Linked DNA regions of Homo sapiens: all the other regions are linked to region 3. Evidence: chromatin contacts called from ENCODE Hi-C or POLR2A ChIA-PET data. All regions are on one chromosome and are shown on one strand. Each heading gives the region's core, a stretch centred on a gene start or an enhancer-like site at or near the end of the contact. The rest is flanking DNA. Distances are from core to core; before and after follow the strand shown.

Evidence for each region. Hi-C counts contacts between places; a loop is a spot of excess contacts on that map. ChIA-PET counts read pairs that join two places held with the same protein, here RNA polymerase II (POLR2A). Pooled maps may share reads with other maps.
Region 1: a loop to region 3 is called in a map of OCI-LY7, with 12 times the contacts of the local background. The contact joins the promoter of FOXD1 here to the promoter of TNPO1-DT in region 3. A Hi-C loop is called at or near these places in 3 of 168 maps with a recorded cell type or tissue (CD8-positive, alpha-beta T cell, OCI-LY7 and naive thymus-derived CD4-positive, alpha-beta T cell) and 7 of 50 pooled maps. POLR2A ChIA-PET finds 5 or more read pairs at or near these places in 1 of 52 experiments (activated CD4-positive, alpha-beta T cell).
Region 2: a loop to region 3 is called in a map of naive thymus-derived CD4-positive, alpha-beta T cell, with 10 times the contacts of the local background. The contact joins the enhancer-like site here to the promoter of TNPO1-DT in region 3. A Hi-C loop is called at or near these places in 1 of 168 maps with a recorded cell type or tissue (naive thymus-derived CD4-positive, alpha-beta T cell) and 13 of 50 pooled maps. POLR2A ChIA-PET finds 5 or more read pairs at or near these places in 2 of 52 experiments (BJ and MCF 10A).

Annotation. Positions count from the first base shown.
Region 1 is chr5:73,447,406-73,450,522 of GRCh38, reverse strand. It overlaps FOXD1 (forkhead box D1), which reads left to right and starts at 1,746. Exons shown (of 1, transcript NM_004472.3): 1 at 1,746-3,117. The coding sequence starts at 2,161.
Region 2 is chr5:72,137,787-72,140,719 of GRCh38, reverse strand. The region is part of intron 2 of MAP1B (microtubule associated protein 1B); the gene reads right to left. Among named protein-coding and RNA genes, the nearest start is that of MIR4803, 30 kb to the left of the region's middle. Within about 2 kb of position 1,332, at least 5 of the 41 ENCODE cell types and tissues checked have a DNase peak (open chromatin) inside an H3K27ac peak, as active enhancers do.
Region 3 is chr5:72,814,575-72,817,870 of GRCh38, reverse strand. It overlaps TNPO1-DT (TNPO1 divergent transcript), which reads left to right and starts at 1,323. Exons shown (of 9, transcript NR_186518.1): 1 at 1,323-1,718. It overlaps TNPO1 (transportin 1), which reads right to left and starts at 1,210. Exons shown (of 25, transcript NM_002270.4): 1 at 1,119-1,210. The coding sequence starts at 1,133. RefSeq lists enhancers at 434-483, 1,564-1,643 and silencers at 944-1,163, 1,204-1,303.

The DNA.
Region 1 (3,117 bases), core at 497-2,996, 630 kb before region 3:
AACGTCGAGGCTTTCTCATAGATTGTTCAAAGACCTATGATAGCCTTTATGGGTCACTTGTAAGAGTAACTGGTGGTAGCAGTCCTCAGCAACAAAAACTCGATTTTAATAGAGGTCTTTAGATGGGGAAACAGTTTATTTCTGAGGCTCTGTGATTGACAGCGGTAGTAATGACACGTTTCAGAATGTGAAAAGTACTTGGTCGATAAAATGATATACACAAGGGCAGCTGATGGCTGTTCCTACAGAACGCCATTGAATTTTGATTCTTAGTTCTTGTCAAGGGGTCATTTTAATCAGAAAGTTAAACTTTTGGGACAAGCTCCCCTCTTTGAAATAGAAGCATTTTAGGAAATGCACAAATAAGTGAATGTGAATTCAACAAACTATTAGGATTTTTCCACTAGCCAAAATAGCTCGTTTGAGTTGGTGATAAAGATAGGTATATTTAAAAGAGCATCATATCTTAATTATTTCCACTATCTTGTCACCCGAAAAGAAAACTGAATTGAGCGGAACTTTAATCTCATAAAAAAAATTTTCATCTCACCAGAAAGGATTAACAATATTTAAGGATTTTCCAAAAACACATTTTTAAAAAGTTTATCTTAAAGTCATCTATCATTATAGTTTCTATTAATAAGCCTCAGTAGAAATATGTATATGTTATGTAATTTAAGTATTTTGAGATTACTATGCAAAGTGCTGACTAGAATGTTCCTCCTACTGAGAACTATATAGCCCCATTATGAACGAACTTCTGTTTTTTTTTTTTTTTTTTGAGGCGGAGTTTCGCTCTTGTTGCCCAGGCTGGAGTGCAGTGGCACGATCTCGGCTCACTGCAACCTCCGCATCCCGGGTCCAAGCGATTCTCCTGCCTCGGCCTCCCGAGTAGCTGGGATTACAGGCGCCGCCTACTAATTTTTTTCTATTTTTAGTAGAGACGGGGTTTCACCATGTTGGCCAGGCTGGTCGAACTTTTTAGTAGTTTCTAGGTGCAATTTTTGTGCGTGTATTTGGGTTTTCACTAAAAATTTCAATTTCTTCTCCGAATTCAATTATTACGTTCTTTATTCCCATGACATTTGTCAGATCGTCTCATTAGAGTGGCTTAGTTTAACTGTCAAGTCTCTAGGGCATTCAATCGCAGAGAAGTGAGTAAAACGCCAGTCTCACAGCGTTTTTATTAACAGATGGCGGAAAACAAACGTCTTTGGAGTAAAACCGAAGAGAATGGGTTAAAGGGTCAATAAACAATTATTATCGTGCTTAAATTGGGGGGCTTCGCATCAGATCCAATGGGGGGCCGCTCGCCCGATCTGGAGGGGCTGGACACCCCCAACCGACCCCAGAGCGTCCCCCAGGGGCCACCTCAGAGGATGGGGTGGTTATCCCCCGGCTGGAAGGCTCCTACAGGCTGTCGAGGGGTCAAACCAGAGTGTCGCGGGTGTGCTTCTGAGGTTAGGGTGGAGGACTAATTGAGGAGGCTGGGAAGTCTAACTCGTGCAGCGGCCCTCGGTGCAGACAGCCGCGTAATTCGGGCATCAGCCTCTTTGGCAAGAAATAGTGAGGTCCCCTCTCCTCCCCACTCTTCTCAGCTGCTGCCTCCCTCCTACGGGTGAATTTTCTCTCCCGAGAAGGGCTGATTTCCTAGGCTTGCTTTCCTTCCCTCGGCAGCGCTCTGACGTGCACACCATGTGACAGGCCCCCTTCTGCTATAAGCCGAGGAAGGTCCGCCCTCTCCTGGACTCAGCCCTGGCCTCGCCGAGCTCTGTTCTTAGACTCTCACCCGTCCCGCACGTTCCTGGGCGCCTGGCGTTCTGATTCGCCCGCCCGGGCCCCGCCACCCCCTCCTCAGCTGACGGGGCAAAAGCTGCTCCGAGAGGAGAAGGTCAAGTCCTCCGCCCGGGCCGGGCGCGAGCGGAGCCCAGGGAGCGCAGCATCCGCGCGGCTACCGCGGCGGCGCAGGAGTTATAAAGTCGGCGCGCGAGACTCCGCCGCCACCCGGCAGCCCCGGCGCAGCTCCGGCAGCCGCAGTCGCAGCGCCCCCAGCGTGGCGCCCCCCGGCCGGGCCTGCCGCCCGGGACCCGGGCTGGGGCGCAGAGGGAGCCCGGAGCCCGGCGCCCCCATGCGCCGCCCCGCCGCCGCCGCGCCACAGCTATGACCCTGAGCACTGAGATGTCCGATGCCTCTGGCCTCGCCGAGGAAACAGACATCGACGTGGTGGGGGAGGGCGAGGACGAAGAAGACGAGGAAGAGGAGGACGACGACGAGGGCGGCGGTGGCGGGCCCCGGCTGGCTGTCCCCGCGCAGCGGCGGCGGCGGCGGCGCTCGTACGCCGGGGAGGACGAGCTGGAGGATCTGGAGGAGGAGGAGGACGACGATGACATCCTGCTGGCCCCGCCTGCTGGGGGCTCCCCGGCGCCCCCGGGCCCGGCCCCGGCGGCGGGGGCAGGAGCCGGTGGGGGCGGCGGCGGCGGCGGCGCGGGCGGCGGCGGGAGCGCGGGTAGCGGCGCCAAGAACCCGCTGGTGAAGCCGCCCTACTCGTATATCGCGCTCATCACTATGGCCATCCTGCAGAGCCCCAAGAAGCGGCTGACGCTGAGCGAGATCTGTGAGTTCATCAGCGGCCGCTTCCCCTACTACCGGGAGAAGTTCCCCGCCTGGCAGAACAGCATCCGCCACAACCTCTCGCTCAACGACTGCTTCGTCAAGATCCCCCGCGAGCCCGGCAACCCGGGCAAGGGCAACTACTGGACGCTGGACCCGGAGTCCGCCGACATGTTCGACAACGGCAGCTTCCTGCGCCGGAGGAAGCGCTTCAAGCGGCAGCCGCTGCTCCCACCCAACGCCGCGGCCGCCGAGTCTCTGCTGCTGCGCGGCGCGGGAGCCGCAGGGGGCGCGGGCGACCCGGCAGCCGCCGCCGCGCTCTTCCCGCCCGCGCCCCCGCCGCCCCCGCATGCCTACGGCTACGGCCCCTACGGCTGCGGCTACGGCCTGCAGCTGCCGCCTTACGCGCCGCCCTCGGCCCTCTTCGCCGCCGCAGCGGCCGCCGCCGCCGCCGCCGCCTTCCACCCGCACTCGCCCCCGCCGCCCCCGCCACCGCACGGCGCGGCC
Region 2 (2,933 bases), core at 83-2,582, 680 kb after region 3:
TCTTTCAGATGCATTCTTCTTGCTGGAAAACACTGGATATGTGTAAATCTCCTCTTTTAACATGTTCCTCCCACGTTATTTTTGTCCCAGTTTCTGTCACAATTAACTTAATAAAGAAAGGATCTATTTTCCTTTCCCATGTTGCTGAAAATAAATTTATGAGTGATACTTAATAGTTGTCAGGACATGCAGCTGTTTTTCTCTCCCTTATGCGCACCTCTTCAAAAACCTCTATACCAGTGTTCTTCAAATGAAGGCTGCAATACTTTACTGTAGCATGAAATGGTCAAAGCCAGTGTTTCTTAATAGTATAGAATAAAACAGACTAGAAAATGTCATAATGCATTGCAGATAATAAGGATAGGCATTGTTTTGTTAAACTTTTGTTTCAATTTTAGATGTATGCATGGATCAGCCTGTATTTTCTATACCATGGTTAAGGTAAAAGAAGTTTGTAGGACAGGTCCTGTGGCTCTTGCCTATAATCCCAGCACTTTGGGAGGCTGAGGAGGGCAGATTGCTTGAGCCCAGGAGTTCAAGACCAGCCTGGGCAACATGGGAAAACCTCGTCTCTACAAAAAATACAAAAATTAGCTGGGCATGGTGGCATGCACCTGTAGTCCTAGCTACTTGGGAGGCTGAGGCAGGAGGACTGTTTGAGCCTCTGGAGGCGGAGGTTGCAGTGAGCTGAGACCGCGCCACTGCACTCCAGCCTGGGTGACAGAACAAGACCCTGTCTCAAAAAAAAAAAAAGTTTGTAATACATCCTTATACAATATATGTCTGAATATGTTTGTCTTTAAGGTTAAAAACTAAAGTCCTCTGAACTGGGCTTTTCTTATGTATCAGGTGTACAGGATAAAGATCTGCTGCCTCTAAAGTCTCAATTTTAAAACCATCTCTACCACAGATGGGATGAAATTTAGTCTGATGGTAATTTCAAACTTAGATTTTTATGTAAGAAAAAAATACATTGTTAAACTATATACGAGGTTTCCTCATATTCAGGGACAGATCTCTGCTTTCATTTTATAACCTCCACAAGAGAATCAAACTGCCTTTCTTACCCTCAACTGTGGTCCTTTCCAATAACTTATGTCACGGCAACTTATTATTAAAAAACGACTGAACCAAGATGACTTCGGACACCTCTGATCCAAGGGTTGGCCCAAAAGGAGCCTCAATCTGCTTCAGCATTGGCCAGACACCCCGGAGACTTACATCTTACCTTGCAGGGCTAGAAAGTGCATCAGAATGCCAAACTCCAAAAATGAATAACGATCCAGCCCTGGAAGAAAACTCTCAGTTCAGAGAGTTGGTGACTTGCCCAAGGTTAAGTACAAAATATATTTGCAGAGCAGCCAGAACGAGAACCCAGGCTTCCAAGTTGCAGCAGCCCCAGTACACTGCACTGTGATAAAGGTTTGATATGGAGGCACAGACCGACCCTAGAGGTTACCAGAACTGGAGATCATAGATTAGTAAGTTTTTTTCTCTTATGACTGTTGTATGTATCTACTCTAACCTTAACTCAGACTGACATCCGTGGCTTTTCGTGCCATGTCATTATTCTACCACATACTATTTTGAGGTTTCTGAGGTTAGTATTCATAAGAGCTTTCCAACCTCTGACTCAAATGAGCTCTATTTTCCCCAGACACGTAACTTACTATTGAATCTCATTTCCATGAGGAATACAAAAGCGATAGTGATTCATGTCTCCAATGCTTGGCTTACCATTTTTGAAAATGTGTATACTTTTTCCTGACTGTAAAATACTATGTGCCCACTGCATAAAATGTAAAAAACACAGAAAAAGATAAGGAAGAAAATTAAAATAACCTGTTCACCTACTGCTCAGTGATAACCCATATTACAATTTGGGTGTCATTGAAATTGGGTGTCAAGGAAAAGACAAAAATTATTTTGGTATCAAATTGTGATCAAATTGAAAAATACCTTCATGAACCCTTCCCTTGTCACTCAACATTACACATCAGTAAAGATTCTTCGAAGATATGGTTTATAATAATGCAGGCCAAATACTGAATTCTATTGATTAATCATTACTGATTATACATGCCCTATTGTTGAGAACTTCAGGTTTTTTTCCAGTTTTTCACATAGAGAAATAACGTAGCAATAAGCATTTTTTTACATAACATTTTTTGTGCATATCTCTGCTTATTTCCATAGAATAAATTCCTGGTAGGGAATTACTGGGTGAAGTACGTGAGCATTTCTATGACTCTTCATATATATTGAAAAATTTCATTTCAGAAGGTTGTTTATATCCAAATAGCAGAATATGAAGGTGCCTATCTTGTCCTCTTTGCCAGTGATCAGTGGTATCATTTGTTAAAACCTTGCAACTTGGAGGTAAAAATGTGTATCTTCCTGGGTTCATTTGTATTCCTTAATTTATAAAGAGGTTGAACATTTTTCATACGTTTATTGGCCATTTGGTATGTGTATATGTGTGTCTTTCTCCACCCACCTTCTGTGTGTATGTAAATTGAATGTTCATATCCTACACCTATTTTTCTACTGAAATGTTAAAGTTTTACTTATTTATTTGTAAGAACTCTTTATATCATAAGGATATTAAACTTTCAACTTTTATATTTGGGGCAAGTACTTTAGGAATCTCTTTTAATTATGTAACAATTTAAAGTGATAGGGTGGGTTAGGTTTTATATTGTCACCAGCAGAGCAACAAGTCATGCCACCTGCTGGTAAAGAAACAGAATAGTTGATAATTCTTCATGTTTCCAAGATACGATGCATATTAATACTTTTTCCATGTCAACTATTTTAAAACTTTGGAAATGAAAAATGAGTAATTGATTGAGGCTATTTATGACATTTCTTACACATGAATCCTATGACCAAGATCCTTTGATCACATTTAAATATTTTTAAGGTTACTTCTC
Region 3 (3,296 bases), core at 74-2,573:
TAACATGAAAGCTTTGATATAACAGGGAAACTTAAAAAGCTGCAGGAACTTTTGTTATTCTAAAAGTGAGTAGTACGTCAGGACAGCCATTTTACAACCTTCATTTCCAAACACCTATTACACCATACATCTTGCAATTTTAAAAGTATCTTTTCTTTAGGGTAAAAAAAGTACCACTTACACATTCATCATTTAAGTCATTACTGTTTCAAAGGACAGTTATTAAGCTTCTTAATACAGCTGTCAAAATCAATTTGTAGATAGCCTCCAATTTCAAATTTCTACATTTACATCTACTGATAGACCATCCTGATTAGCGATTAAGATAACAGACTTAAACTCTAAGCAATCCTTGCAAAATCCAGTTGATTTTTAAAATCAGTAAGCAACACGCGATCATTTTTAAAGAAAGTCATTCCGAAAATAGCTTGATTGTGGTGGCCAATCTGCTCCTCAGCAGCTGTTCCCTGTTGCTTGTACGCATGGGAGTGGAGGTAGAAGGGCAAAACCCACAAGCCCACGCAAAACTCGTACAGTCACAAACATTATGTAAACATGTCGTGAGGCCAAGAGGCCCCAAGGAGAAAGAACCGCCGGGAGGAAGAGAACGGCAAGCTGCATGTAAGGACGATGGGCGCTGTGTGCGGACGCAGGAGACCCGGGCAGAGGGGCCCAGGGCGGGACAAAGACTGGCCCATCTCGGGCAGCGCCGGCCAGCGCCCAGAACCAGTGAAAGGCAGCCGTCCCGGGGCAGCCGACTGCAGCACTCAAGGGCCCTCAAACGCCACAGCTTAACAGGCGAGGCAAACGCTCCCCTGAATGTAAGACCCTTCCCTTCCCGCCCCTTGTAACGGGCTCCTGCCGCCCCTAACGGGATCCTCGGACGCTTGAGGAGCCGCCGTCGCCTGCTCCCTACCCGGGTCCCGCAGGGCGCCTGGGCGGGCAGCTGTTGGGGTTAGAACCGCGCCGCCGCTGCCTCTCGGCTTCAAACGGCCGGGCAGGCGCCGAGAGAGCGGGCGAGCCCGGCGTCTCTCCCGTAGGCGCGTCAGGCAGCTCGGCGCTCCCAGCCTCCGTTCCCGCCCCTGCAGTTCGGGGCCGCGCACCCTCACGCCACCTACCCGGTCCCACACCATCCCAGACGCCTCGGGCGCTCGGGCCTTCGGCCGAAGCGGCACTGCCTCCTGTCCGGGGCCTGAAATGGCTGCGGAACAAAGAGAATCTGGGCTTCACCGAGCGCCGGTCCGATTGGCCGGGGGGCGGAGCCCGCGGCGGGAACATTCGGCGGCGGTCGCCTTGGCAACGGCGGCGGGGCTAGGAAAATTGCTGCCTGGGTCGGCTGGGCCTGTGGGCCTGCGTCCGACAGCGCGCGGCCGTGCTTTCTAAGCGGGCTCGGCAGCACCAGACTTCACCGGCCCGGCGCGGGGCTCACAAGTGCTCGCACTCCCTGCGGCCGGCGCGCTGACCGGAGCCTCTGGGTCTCGCACGCAGCAGCTGCAGACGCTGCCCGGCGCGGTGGGGCTGTGAGCAAAACGGCCCGCCGGTGTGGTTGCCCAGACTGTGCTGGGCCCTCCTAGGTGGATGGCCCTGCCCCAGCCTAACTTCTGTACCCCAGCATAACCTCCAAAGTAACAGCCGTGCCCTGGGAGCCTGTTCAACACTGAACATATCCCACAATAACACTGTTCCAGCGTCGCTGGTAAAAAGCAGAAATGGCTTCGGTAGGTAGACGCCGGTGGATGGCTGCCCGCTTAGAACAAGATAGGCTTTTGACGTATGTTGTATCTGGCGTATAAACTACTATGTAATTAGAATTCAGTGATTTATAAAATGTTTACGCCTCCAGGTGTTCAATCCTATAAAACTGTAGTTTCTTGCTCTTAGAAATAACAAGCCTTTCTCTCCCTAACCTGCCATCATGAGAAATTAAAATGTCCTGTATTTTCTGTACGGCAAATGATTCAAAATGGGAGTGGTGGACGTTTTTATACCCAACTGCAACAAGGGTAATGAGATAAATATCAGTTTCCTTCCCTCAGATTATTCTTATATGTAAAATTTACTGTATAAAAATACTTAAAATTTGCATAGCTAGCTGATTTTTATTTTCTAAGGTGATGATGCCCGTGATAATATTCCTCACATGATCAGTGTGAGTAGAAATACCAGCAGTTCCGACTATCTTACTGGAAGTGCTGTATATATTTTGAAAATGTGTGACAGTTGTTGCCTTCCTGTCATAGTTTAGGTAAAATTACAGTACATAATACTAGAAAATGTCTAAATTTTTACTAAGGTAATTTATTTGTTCTTCTAAACGTGTTAACAATTTTCATTTGAATTACAGTCATTTTGCAGGAACAACTAGTTTATTTAACTTAAAATTTGAGACTAAAAGTACCATTTTTTAATCATTGGGAAATTGAACTTAGCAAGGGAAAATATAGATAACTAAAATATTCATGATTTCAACATGTTATAATATTAATTTGATAGTAATTGGATACAGTAGTGTATATCAAAAAGAGCCCCCCCCCCCAAATAGGAGTAGATTACCAAGAAAAAAATGTAATATAAACTTTTCTGAATGGTAGTTTATCTGCAGGAAAATATACCCAGAAAAAGTATATTTATCCAAATAACAAATGGCTTATTTCTGCATTTGAAAAGTTACATCGTGGACTAGGATCTATACAAATCAGAAGATGTGTAGTATTTGCATTCTACTTTGCTAAAGGAAAAAACACAAATATTTCTAAAATCCAAAAGATTAGCAAATAATGACAGATGTAAATACTACTGACTAAGCAATTAGTAGGAGTTCACTTGATTAATAGTTTGGAAATAGCTGAAATGAATTGAAGAAAAAGTAACATATTATTTAGCATAAGAGGATTTATTGGCCAAAACATTTTGAAAGAAAAAAATGTTGATTATCAGATGTTGTAAAATTGAGATTAAGCAAATTAAATATGTATTCTTTTGTAAAAATTAAAGTGAATGAAAATACTAATATAAAATAGTTCTGTTGAATAGAGATTCTTACACATGTAGCCTTTTTGTCTCTTCTAGGTCAAATTAAAAAAACATGTTTTAAACAGTAAATCTTATTAACAAGGATTTATTAACATGGCTTATTTTATTTTTCTTTGACAGTTTGCACATATAATAGCAGCTATCCAGTAGTATTTTCTCTTTATACCTAAATATGCTCATGTGGTAAAACTTTGAAGAATTATTAATAATTTTTAAATGACAAAAATGAAGTTAAAATTTATAAACTTTGTTTTTACCTTTAA